3 separate regions of the Mus musculus genome follow, and regions 1 and 3 are each linked to region 2. Evidence: chromatin contacts called from ENCODE Hi-C or POLR2A ChIA-PET data. All regions are on one chromosome and are shown on one strand. The core of a region is the stretch at or near the end of the contact, and the rest is flanking DNA. Distances in the headings are between cores, read along the strand shown. Region 1 holds the start of Ddx11 (DEAD/H box helicase 11). Region 2 holds the start of Twsg1 (twisted gastrulation BMP signaling modulator 1). Region 3 holds the start of Ppp4r1 (protein phosphatase 4, regulatory subunit 1).

What was found. Hi-C counts contacts between places; a loop is a spot of excess contacts on that map. ChIA-PET counts read pairs that join two places held with the same protein, here RNA polymerase II (POLR2A).
Region 1: POLR2A ChIA-PET joins it to region 2 with 10 read pairs in Patski. The contact joins the promoter of Ddx11 here to the promoter of Twsg1 in region 2. A Hi-C loop is called at or near these places in 1 of 37 maps with a recorded cell type or tissue (T-helper 17 cell). POLR2A ChIA-PET finds 5 or more read pairs at or near these places in 1 of 5 experiments (Patski).
Region 3: a loop to region 2 is called in a map of heart, with 2.1 times the contacts of the local background. The contact joins the promoter of Ppp4r1 here to the promoter of Twsg1 in region 2. A Hi-C loop is called at or near these places in 1 of 37 maps with a recorded cell type or tissue (heart). POLR2A ChIA-PET finds 5 or more read pairs at or near these places in 1 of 5 experiments (Patski).

What each region holds. Positions count from the first base shown.
Region 1 is chr17:66,121,918-66,125,046 of GRCm38, forward strand. Ddx11 (DEAD/H box helicase 11) reads left to right here and starts at 1,603. Exons shown (of 27, transcript NM_001348292.1): 1 at 1,603-1,775.
Region 2 is chr17:65,949,828-65,952,750 of GRCm38, forward strand. Twsg1 (twisted gastrulation BMP signaling modulator 1) reads right to left here and starts at 1,360. Exons shown (of 5, transcript NM_023053.3): 1 at 1,240-1,360.
Region 3 is chr17:65,781,857-65,784,815 of GRCm38, forward strand. Ppp4r1 (protein phosphatase 4, regulatory subunit 1) reads left to right here and starts at 1,499. Exons shown (of 20, transcript NM_001114131.1): 1 at 1,499-1,593; 2 at 1,768-1,812. The coding sequence starts at 1,587.

The DNA of each region.
Region 1 (3,129 bases), core at 353-2,852, 170 kb after region 2:
TAACCTACTCATTAGACCACCAGGGAGGGGGTGGGTTTTTTTTGTTTTTTCTTTTTTCAGTTTTTTTTTTTTTAAAGAATTATTTATGTGAGCACAAGGTCGCTGTCTTCAGACACATCAGAAGAGGGCATCAGATCCCATTACAGATGGTTGTGAGCCACCATGTGGTTGCTGGGAATTGAACTCAGGACCTCTGGAAGAACAGTCAGTGCTCTTAACTGCTGAGCCGTCTCTCCAGTCCTGTTTTTGGTTTTTAGAATATCTACAGGGACAAGACGATGCTTTCCAAACAGAGGCCCTAAGAACATTGAGTCTTAGGACTGCTTAAGATCCTGGGTTTTCACCAGACAGTGCAGGCCTTTAATCCCAGCACTCAGGAGGCAGAGGCAGGTGGATCTTTGCATTTGGGGCCAGCCTGGTCTACTGAGGGAGTTCCAGGACAGCCAGGGCTACACAGAGAAACCCTGTCTTGGGAAGAGAGAGAGAGAGAGAGAGAGCGCTGAGATAATCAGACATAGCCCTCCACTCTGAAACTTGATACAATCAAACTTTAGGGAACAGTAACTCAGTCCCAGAGCCCGGAATTGGGGTTAAGGAGCTAGAAGCGAAATCACATATAGCCCTTCTCCCTCTTCTACTGCAAGCTCTGTCTTGAGCCTTTCAAGCATATGTATAGATGACAACAGAACCAACAGAATAATCAAAGGCTCACAGATCCCACTGGGGACTAAATCCCACAACTGCCAGGCTCCCTATAAAATGGACACTAAAGGGCAAAGAACTAATCTTTCTTACATCTCTCTGCAAAAGAGCGAGAAGGGCACCAAGCTTGAGGGTGTGGTTAGGATTTTTAGCCACAGCCTCTGAAAATGGATCATGTTCAGTGTCCCTAGTGCAATAAACAGAGACGTTTATAGTGACCAATTGCTACACCTCCCGTGCTGTGTGTGCTTTTGTAACTAGTGACAGAAAACCAAATCTCAATGGACTTACTGTTCCCCAGAGCCTGTCAATTTTTTTTAATTCTGCGTTACACTACAGGAACAGTTTCTAAAAACAATCACCATAGTAGTACACCTTTGTCATGATTGTGAAACAGATTCAATATCTATAGTAAGGAGGAAACATAAATACATGCATGATGAATGACCTCATCAAAAACCCTCTTAGTACTTAGTGGCTTGTATACATCTGATATTTGATAGTTTCTCTTTTCTACATTTAACATTCTTTGAGAAATCTATTTGAATCTTGGGGGCTGGTGAGATGGCTCATCGGTTAAGAACACTGGCTGCGCTTCCAGAGGTCCTGAGTTCAATTCTCAGCAAGCACATTCTGGCTCACAGCCATCTTTAGGGAGATCTGATGTCCTCTTCGGGCAATTGCGGATGTATATGCAGCAGAGCACTCATACATTAAATAAATACAATTTTTTAAAAAGCGCAATATTTCTGGGGAAACAACAACAACAACCCCCAATAGCCGGTAATACAAAAAAACTAATATGGAAGGTTAGATCAAAGCTCAAACACAGTTCTAATCCAGGCAATATTGAAGCACAAGGCCCGCGGTTGAGCGGCAGCGCGCAGGCGCAGTGGCTCGGGGGCGTGGCCACGTGGAGGGTTTTCTGCGTGCGCGCATGCTCCTTCAGTGAAACTGCAGTTTAAATTCAGCCGCGGCGGCCAGGCTCGCTTGCCGGCCTCAGTGAGGCGGTCCTGCGGTGGCGATCGAGTTCGGTGCTGTGTGGGAGAAGCGCTGCGACCGAAGGCAGAGAGGTGAGAAGGGCACACTCGAGCGGAGGCGGAAGCCGAGGAGGCTGCCAGGGGGCAGGGTTAGCCGAGCGCGCCCTACGGCCGGACGTGGGGGCGGAGGCGGCGTGGGATGGATTGGAGCGAGTGGCAGCCCAAGTATAGTGGCGCCTTCGGTGAGTGTACGTAACAGGTTGGATTCTAAAATGTAGAGAGTCTGTTTTAAACGATTTTCAGGGGTTATTGTATATAGTGAAGTCAGGTGAAGACACAGGTTGACTGATAATGAACTTGAGATCCAATTTGGCAGTGTGCCTCAGGGACCATACTGTTGCATTCTCGGCTGCACTGCCCCCCCCCCCTTTTTTTTAAGGTTGAGGAAGTTCGGGAAGTCGACCACATTTTGATGGAAGTGGCATAAAAGTAGGATTAAATAATAAATACATGGTCCCTGCATGCAGGACCCTGTCCTGAAATCCCGGCTAGCTTGCAGTTCTCATGTACAGGGTTTCCCTGCCTGCCCGCAGCCCGGGTTCCTGGTTTTCCCAGACGGCGACATTCTTCACCTCCGAGTGCATCATTTCAGGAAATCTCCTGTTTAGCCTTGCTAAGTTCTCTGTTGTACTTAGGTGAGCTTGACCATAGCAGAGCGCTTCGCACCTGGGTTAAATGCGTACTTTTTCTTCTTTAATGCTACTTACTCCTTAACACCCAGCCGCTTTCGGTTGTAGATTAAGCTCTGGGCAGCTGCTAGGCGAGGGCTCCACTAGTGAGCAGTGTCTCCAGCCAGCAGTTCTGTCATGATATCCGTGATAGGTTAAGTGAAATTAAGAAGGGGGTGGGGTGGGGGCTCTGAAGAGTGCTTAACACATGTTAGATGCTCAGAATCTGTGGTTACCTTTAAAAACTTACTTTTACTATTTTATGCATAGTTTGTATGTCTGGATCCTCTAGAACTGGAGTTAGAAACAATTGTGAGTTGCTGTGTGGGTGCTAGGAATTGAACCTGGGTCCTCTGGAAGAGCAGCCAGTGTTCTTAACTACTCCGCCATCTCTCCATCTCTTGTTGGCTACATTTCTTTACCCTCTCTTCGTGTTTTAGTGGTTTTCCAGTTGCATAGCTCTTTTTATTACTGCATTTTCTTAAATTTGTTGTGTGGCCTTTAGTTTTTGTTGTTTTGTTTTGCTCGGTGCTTTCTCCACCTGGGTAGTCGTTTTTCTTTCCCTAATACCTGGAGGAACACATTGGCAACTACCATCTCTCATAAATGGATTGACACTATCACTGTCTTTTAGCACAGTGTAGTTAAAAAAAAAAGGTTTCTGTTTATTAATAATAAAGTGGGTCTTAGGGTTCTTACTGTTTGGACTTAGAACAGAT
Region 2 (2,923 bases), core at 110-2,609:
AGAAAACAGAGGGGCACCAGCACAAATTCTCACAGGGGTTATAAGTGGGGGCTGGCAAGATAGCTAGGTGGCTAACAACACTTGCCTGACATGCCTGAAAGCCTAAGTTCTACTTGGGAGGCAGAGGTTGGCGGATTTCTGAGTTCGAGGCCAGCCTGGTCTACAGAGTGAGTTCCAGGACATCCAGGGCTACACAGAGAAACCCTGCCTCGAAAAACCAGGAAAAAAAAAAAAAAAAAAAAGGAAGAGAATTGCCTCCCTCCAAAGTTGTCCTTTGGCATACACACCATGGCGCAGGTGCACAGGTATGCTTGTGTGCGCATAAACACGCTCGCGCACCCACTAAAATTTTAAAGATATAATTTCTTAAGGCTAAAACACAAATTCCCAACAAAATCAATTAAATAATAGCTGGGCCTGATGAGACACGCCTGTGATCCCAGCATTTGGCAAGCAAGGCAGGAGGATAATGAACTGCAGGCCAGCTTTACTTCCAAGTTAGATAAATTAACGATAAAAATAAGGGGCTAGAGAGATGGCTCAATGTCTTAAGAGCACTTGCTACTCTTGTAGAGGACCCGAGTTCGGTTCCCAGCACCCACACTGGCAGGGCACAAGGGTCAGCAAGCCCAGCTCTGGGGCATCCAATGCCCTCTTCTGGCCCCTATAGCAGTGCCAAGACGAAAAGTGTGCATACGCATACAGACGCATGCATTTTATTTTAAAGGAGTCAAAATAAATCCCCTCAAAACAATAAAATACAATTTTGATGTAGGGCCGGTTAGAAAGTGGACCCTGCTGGTTACAAAACTAGGAGATGGCGCTACACCACAGGCTCTGCATGGGGTATGACTCCGTTCTGAAACAGAAAGTCCAGAGCTCCTGCCCGCCGGCGGGGAACCGTTAGTAATCCCATTTTCTCGCCCGCTCCCTGCGGACCCAGCCGGCTCCCTGGGCATCCTGCCCACAGCCGGTGCGGCCCCGTCGCCGCTGCCGGCCGCGGGGACCCACAGACACCCCCGGCTGCCCCGAGCGTCTTCCCGCCGTCCTCCGGGAATCCAGGTGACCGCGGGGGAGGAGCGCGACACCCCACACCAGCGCCCGGACCCGAGGTTCCGAAGGCGGTGGCACCGCGGCCCTTTGTCCCCGCCGTTCGGGCCTCTCGGCGCCCGCATCCCCGCCGAGCGCCGCGGCCTGGCTTCCTAGATGCCGCCCGCCCGCGCGCCCGAGCTCGCTCACCGTGGCCCCGGCCTCCTCCCGGCCGCCGAGCCTCCAAGCAGCTCCCGCGAACCCCGGCGCCGCGGACACACAGGCCCGCGCTGTCCCCGGCCGCTCCCAGGCCCGCGCCGGGCTGCAGGCCACGCCCCCTGGAGCCCGGGCTGGGCACGCCCTCGGCCACGCCCCCAGGTGTGTGCGCTCCGGCCTCTCGCGGAGCCGGGCCCCGCCCATCAGCCGTCTGGTCTGCTGCCACCTGTTGGGCGGCTTACCTCTGCTGCCAGCCGCTGTGCCCTGCGGTTCGGTTCAGCAGCTCTGCCACAAAGCTGATTTGTCCTCCTTACTGGATATAAGAATGAGGCACAGGGCAGATGAATAGAACAGGACTGATACTTGACGTGCGAGGCAAGGTTCATTTTAAATACGTGTTTAAGCACCTAGGGATCACTGGATACGGATCTGTCCCACACTTCAGTCACTAATTCATAAAAATGTTAAGCCTGGCACTGCCAAAAAGGAGAGAAGGCAGCAGTGAATCCTGCTCAGGAATGTCACTAGGTATGGGAGGGAGACCAACTGGAAGAAGCCTCAGTTGGAACGGAGGTCAGGTCAGTATTGGCTTGACCAGTCATTGAGTCTTGAACTTTAGGAAGATGGGGCTTATCCCACCAGTAGCCCACAAATAAAGTACATTTAGGTCTTTACCATAACCATTGCTTTTCCAGCAATATTCCACAGCCATTGAGTTGGAGCCCACATGGCCAGTTCACTTTGGGAGCAATGGCCTAGTGTCAAACCCTTTCTTAACCTAGGAAGTGTCTTAAACTCTCCTTGGTTTACTGGGAGGCAGCAGCCTAGAAAAAATTGGCTGAGATGGATAGTAATAAATTACTAGCTAATGTGGGTCATAGTGCTGGTATTAATACATTTTGTAAAGTAAGCATAGGTTTTCTTTAAAAATCGGGGGCTGAGTAGATGGATCAGTTAGTAAAAGACCAGGGTTCAGATTCATATGCCCATATGTTCATATGTCAGGCACAGGGGTTGATATATGAAACCCAGCCCTAGAAGGAGGTAGACATAGGAGGATTTCTGGGTTCACTAAAGCTCCAGGTGCCATGAGAAACCCTGTTTAGGAAAATCAAAAGTAAGAAAGCCACCCAAGGTGGTGGTTCAGCTCATAAGGACATCTGTCACCAAACCTGATGACCTTATATTTAGCTGCCACCAAGCCTTATAGTCAAGCCTCAAGATCCACAAGGTGGAAGTAGAGAGCCAATTCTTGCAAGTCATCTTCTGATCTCCACATGTGTGCCACAGAAGGAGTGCAAACACACACACACACACATGCAAGTACACACATACACACACACGCACATATATACACGTGTGTGCACACACATGTGCACAAGTGCACATACACACGCTTGGGTGCGCGTGCATATACATACATACATGTGTACACACTATTTTAAATATAGGATGACATAAGAGTATGTTATACACCAGCCATGCACATATGCACACACTAATAGGTGCATATACATCCCACACATTAAATGAAGCTCCCCTGAAAACTACCCTAAGAAAACAAGGGTCTACACCTATTAAATTTTACGGATCTTATTCTCAGCATTATTTATGAGTTACAGAGATTACGATCCACTACATCAGTGGGCTAGTCCAACCATTTAAAATGCTATTGTAG
Region 3 (2,959 bases), core at 249-2,748, 170 kb before region 2:
GTGTGAGATATGGGGCTGCTTCATATTGTCCACAGAAGCTGACAGTGAGTTGCCTCATGCTCTAGCAGGGGTGTGAATTTGCCAGCTACAAATAGTTTCTGCCATTTGGGATTCCGGAGACTTTCCAGAGGGTATGTAAATACTAGGGCGGGAGAGATTGGTTGCTGTTTGTTAAGTAGTTGTGAGTAAAGAAACAGGAAGAAGAAATTAGATATACCTGACTACGAAGATCAAGCTTGCTCCAAGAAGCTCATCAACCCTCATCAGCAGGAAGTAGTCCAATATATAATGATGGCCCCTTCCACCCCTACCCTTTTTTAGTATTAGGGAGTTGAAAGGGTGAAAGAAGAGGGGTGGAAGAAAGAACACACAAAGTAGCCAAAGACCACCTACAACTTGTTCTGATTCCCCGTGTTTTAAAATGCCAATATGTTGCCTTGAATTAGGACTATGGTGCAGAAAGGAACAAGCTGAACCTTTAAAATCCTCCTTTTTTCATATCAGACTCAAAAACGGGCATCATGTATGAGACTCATTTTACGGGCGACCATTCTGGAGACCTCACTGATGTTGGATTTAGACCTAAGACTCACAGAAATGGGACGGCGAACTGGAGTCAGAAAAATCTGGATTTTGCCCTACTTTGCCTGGGGAACCTACAAGAACCGTTTAACTCTCTTCAAACAAAGGGACCAGTAAGATGTGTGATAGTTCACTCGAGAAAAGCGCTGCCAATCCCAGGCACCCGGCGACCGGACTCCCGAGGTAGCAAGCACGGTGCTGGATTCCTGACAGTCTGCCATTCCCCGGAGAGGCGGAGGGGGCAGGTATCCTCGGCGATCCTCCCTGCGGTCACAAGGCTAAGAACCGCGGAGTGACTGGACTCGGCCTGGCCCGCGCGCCCGGGCCGCTCAGGGTCAGCTCGGGCGGGCGCCAGGGGAGCGCGCGGGCTCGGAAGCCGGTGCCGGGGCTTTAACGTGCCGCGCCGCACGGGAAGGCAGGCCGGCTGGGCCGGCGGAACTTTTGTCATTCAAACCGTCGTCCGGCCCGGGGCCTGGGCTTTGTTCAGTCACTCGCGAGGCCTGGGCGCGCGGGCGGAGGCGGCGCTTCCTCCACTCGGAGGCGGGAGGCTCGGCCGCGGACCGCCGGCGACGCACGAGCAGGTCTGGGAGGGGCGCGGGCGACGAGCGGCGCGCGGCGGAGCGGGCGGCGGCCAGCGGTGGGCGAGGCCGGTGACCCAACAGAGCTGCGGGCCGCGGGGACCCCGCCCGCCCGGCTCGGGCACACGCCGCAGGTCCCCCGGCGGGCAGCTCGTGCCGCGCTCCGCACGCTCGGCGCCAGGGCGCCTCTAGCCACGGGTGGGAGCGCGCCTCGGGGCCGGGCCGGCCGGGCGCGGGAGGCGGGCGGCGGGCAGCGGGCGGCGGGCGGCGCGCGGGCGGGCGGGCGTACGGGAGCCGCCGCCGCAGGCCCGGGCCTCGGCCCGCCCCGCGCGCGCCCCCGCCGGCCCGCGCGCGCCCACCGGCTCTCTACTTGAGCGGCTCGCGGAGCGGGATCCCGGGAGACGAGGAGGCGGGGGCGAGCACAAGATGGCGGGTACGTGGCCCCAGTTCCCCGGGCGGCGGCGGCGGCGACGGCGGCGGCTCCCCGCGCTCGGCAGTGCCCGGGAGAGGCCGGCGCGGGGAGGCGCCGCCGGGCGGGCGGCGGGCGGCTGGGGCGCGGCGCCGGCCCGGGACGCTGACCCGGCCTTTCTTCTCTCCCCCGGCGCAGACCTCTCCCTGCTCCAGGAGGACCTGCCGGAGGACGCGGACGGACGTGAGTGGCGGGTGGCCTGGCAGCCCCGGAGGGCGGCGGGCGAGCGGGCGGACTCGGGACCCCGCCGCGCTGGGGAGCACCCGCGTGGTCGGACCTCGGCCGCCGCCCGCAGGCTCGGGCCGCGGGGCGGCTGTTGGGGAAGCAGAAGCCCGTGGGGCGGAGGCCGGAGAGGGGACATGGGTGTGTTTTTCCTGAGTGTCTTCCGCACCCTCGCCCCGATGAAGGAGGCGGCGGGTGCCGGGAGGTGTTTCCGCAAGGCTCGGGGGGCTGTGCGGCGTGCGGTGCTCGGCCCGCCCTCGGGGGTTCCCTCGCCCTAGTGTGTGCTGGTTACATACCTGTGTTGTACTTGACCTCTGAGCCGTTTCGGGTCCCCACCACCACCACTCACTCACACATTTGATTTCCGATTTTCGGGGAGGTTAGTAGGTGTGACCTTGGCAGGATGCAGTGACTAGGTTCAGAGAGCAGCTTTTTAAAATTGGGAGTGTTCAAAGCTCATTCTGGTACTTAAATGCTAAAATTGCAGGTTTCCGTTGAGATATTAAAGTTTTTAAAGAGTTGACTCTTTTTGTACATTAAAAAACAAAAAACAAAACCCAGTCAGCTTGTGGACATTGTTTCCATGTGGTGAAGGAAATGAGTTATTTAGAAAGATATCTTTCATTTTGAGTGTGTTTTGTGTTTTTCTAAGCTTCAGAAAATAATGGTGGTTGGAGACAGAAAAGACTATGACTTAGCTAACTTTATATGGGAAGAAGTTGTGAATTACACTTAAGTAGAAATGCTTTCTACTCGTGTTAATGTTTGCAGATAGAGTGACTGGTGGAAAATGCATTTTAGGAATAAAGTGTGCACAAAATGTTATTAAGTGTAGTTCATGGGAGATCTGAAACCAAGAAATATGCAGAGTTGAGCTGGTTGCTGTGATACAAGAGCTGTCTGGTGAGGGGAGAGAGCCTGCCTGGACTGGGGAGTGTGATTTCATACCTGTTCCGGTAATCCAGAGATGCCTTCGCGAAAATTGCTCTTACAAATGCTATGCAGATAGTCAGTAGCATTGTCTGATAGGATTTTCTTTACTCCACTTAAATTCCTGTTCTGAGCAATGGGAGGTGTTGCCTTGAGAAAGTGCCTTAGTCAGCACTTC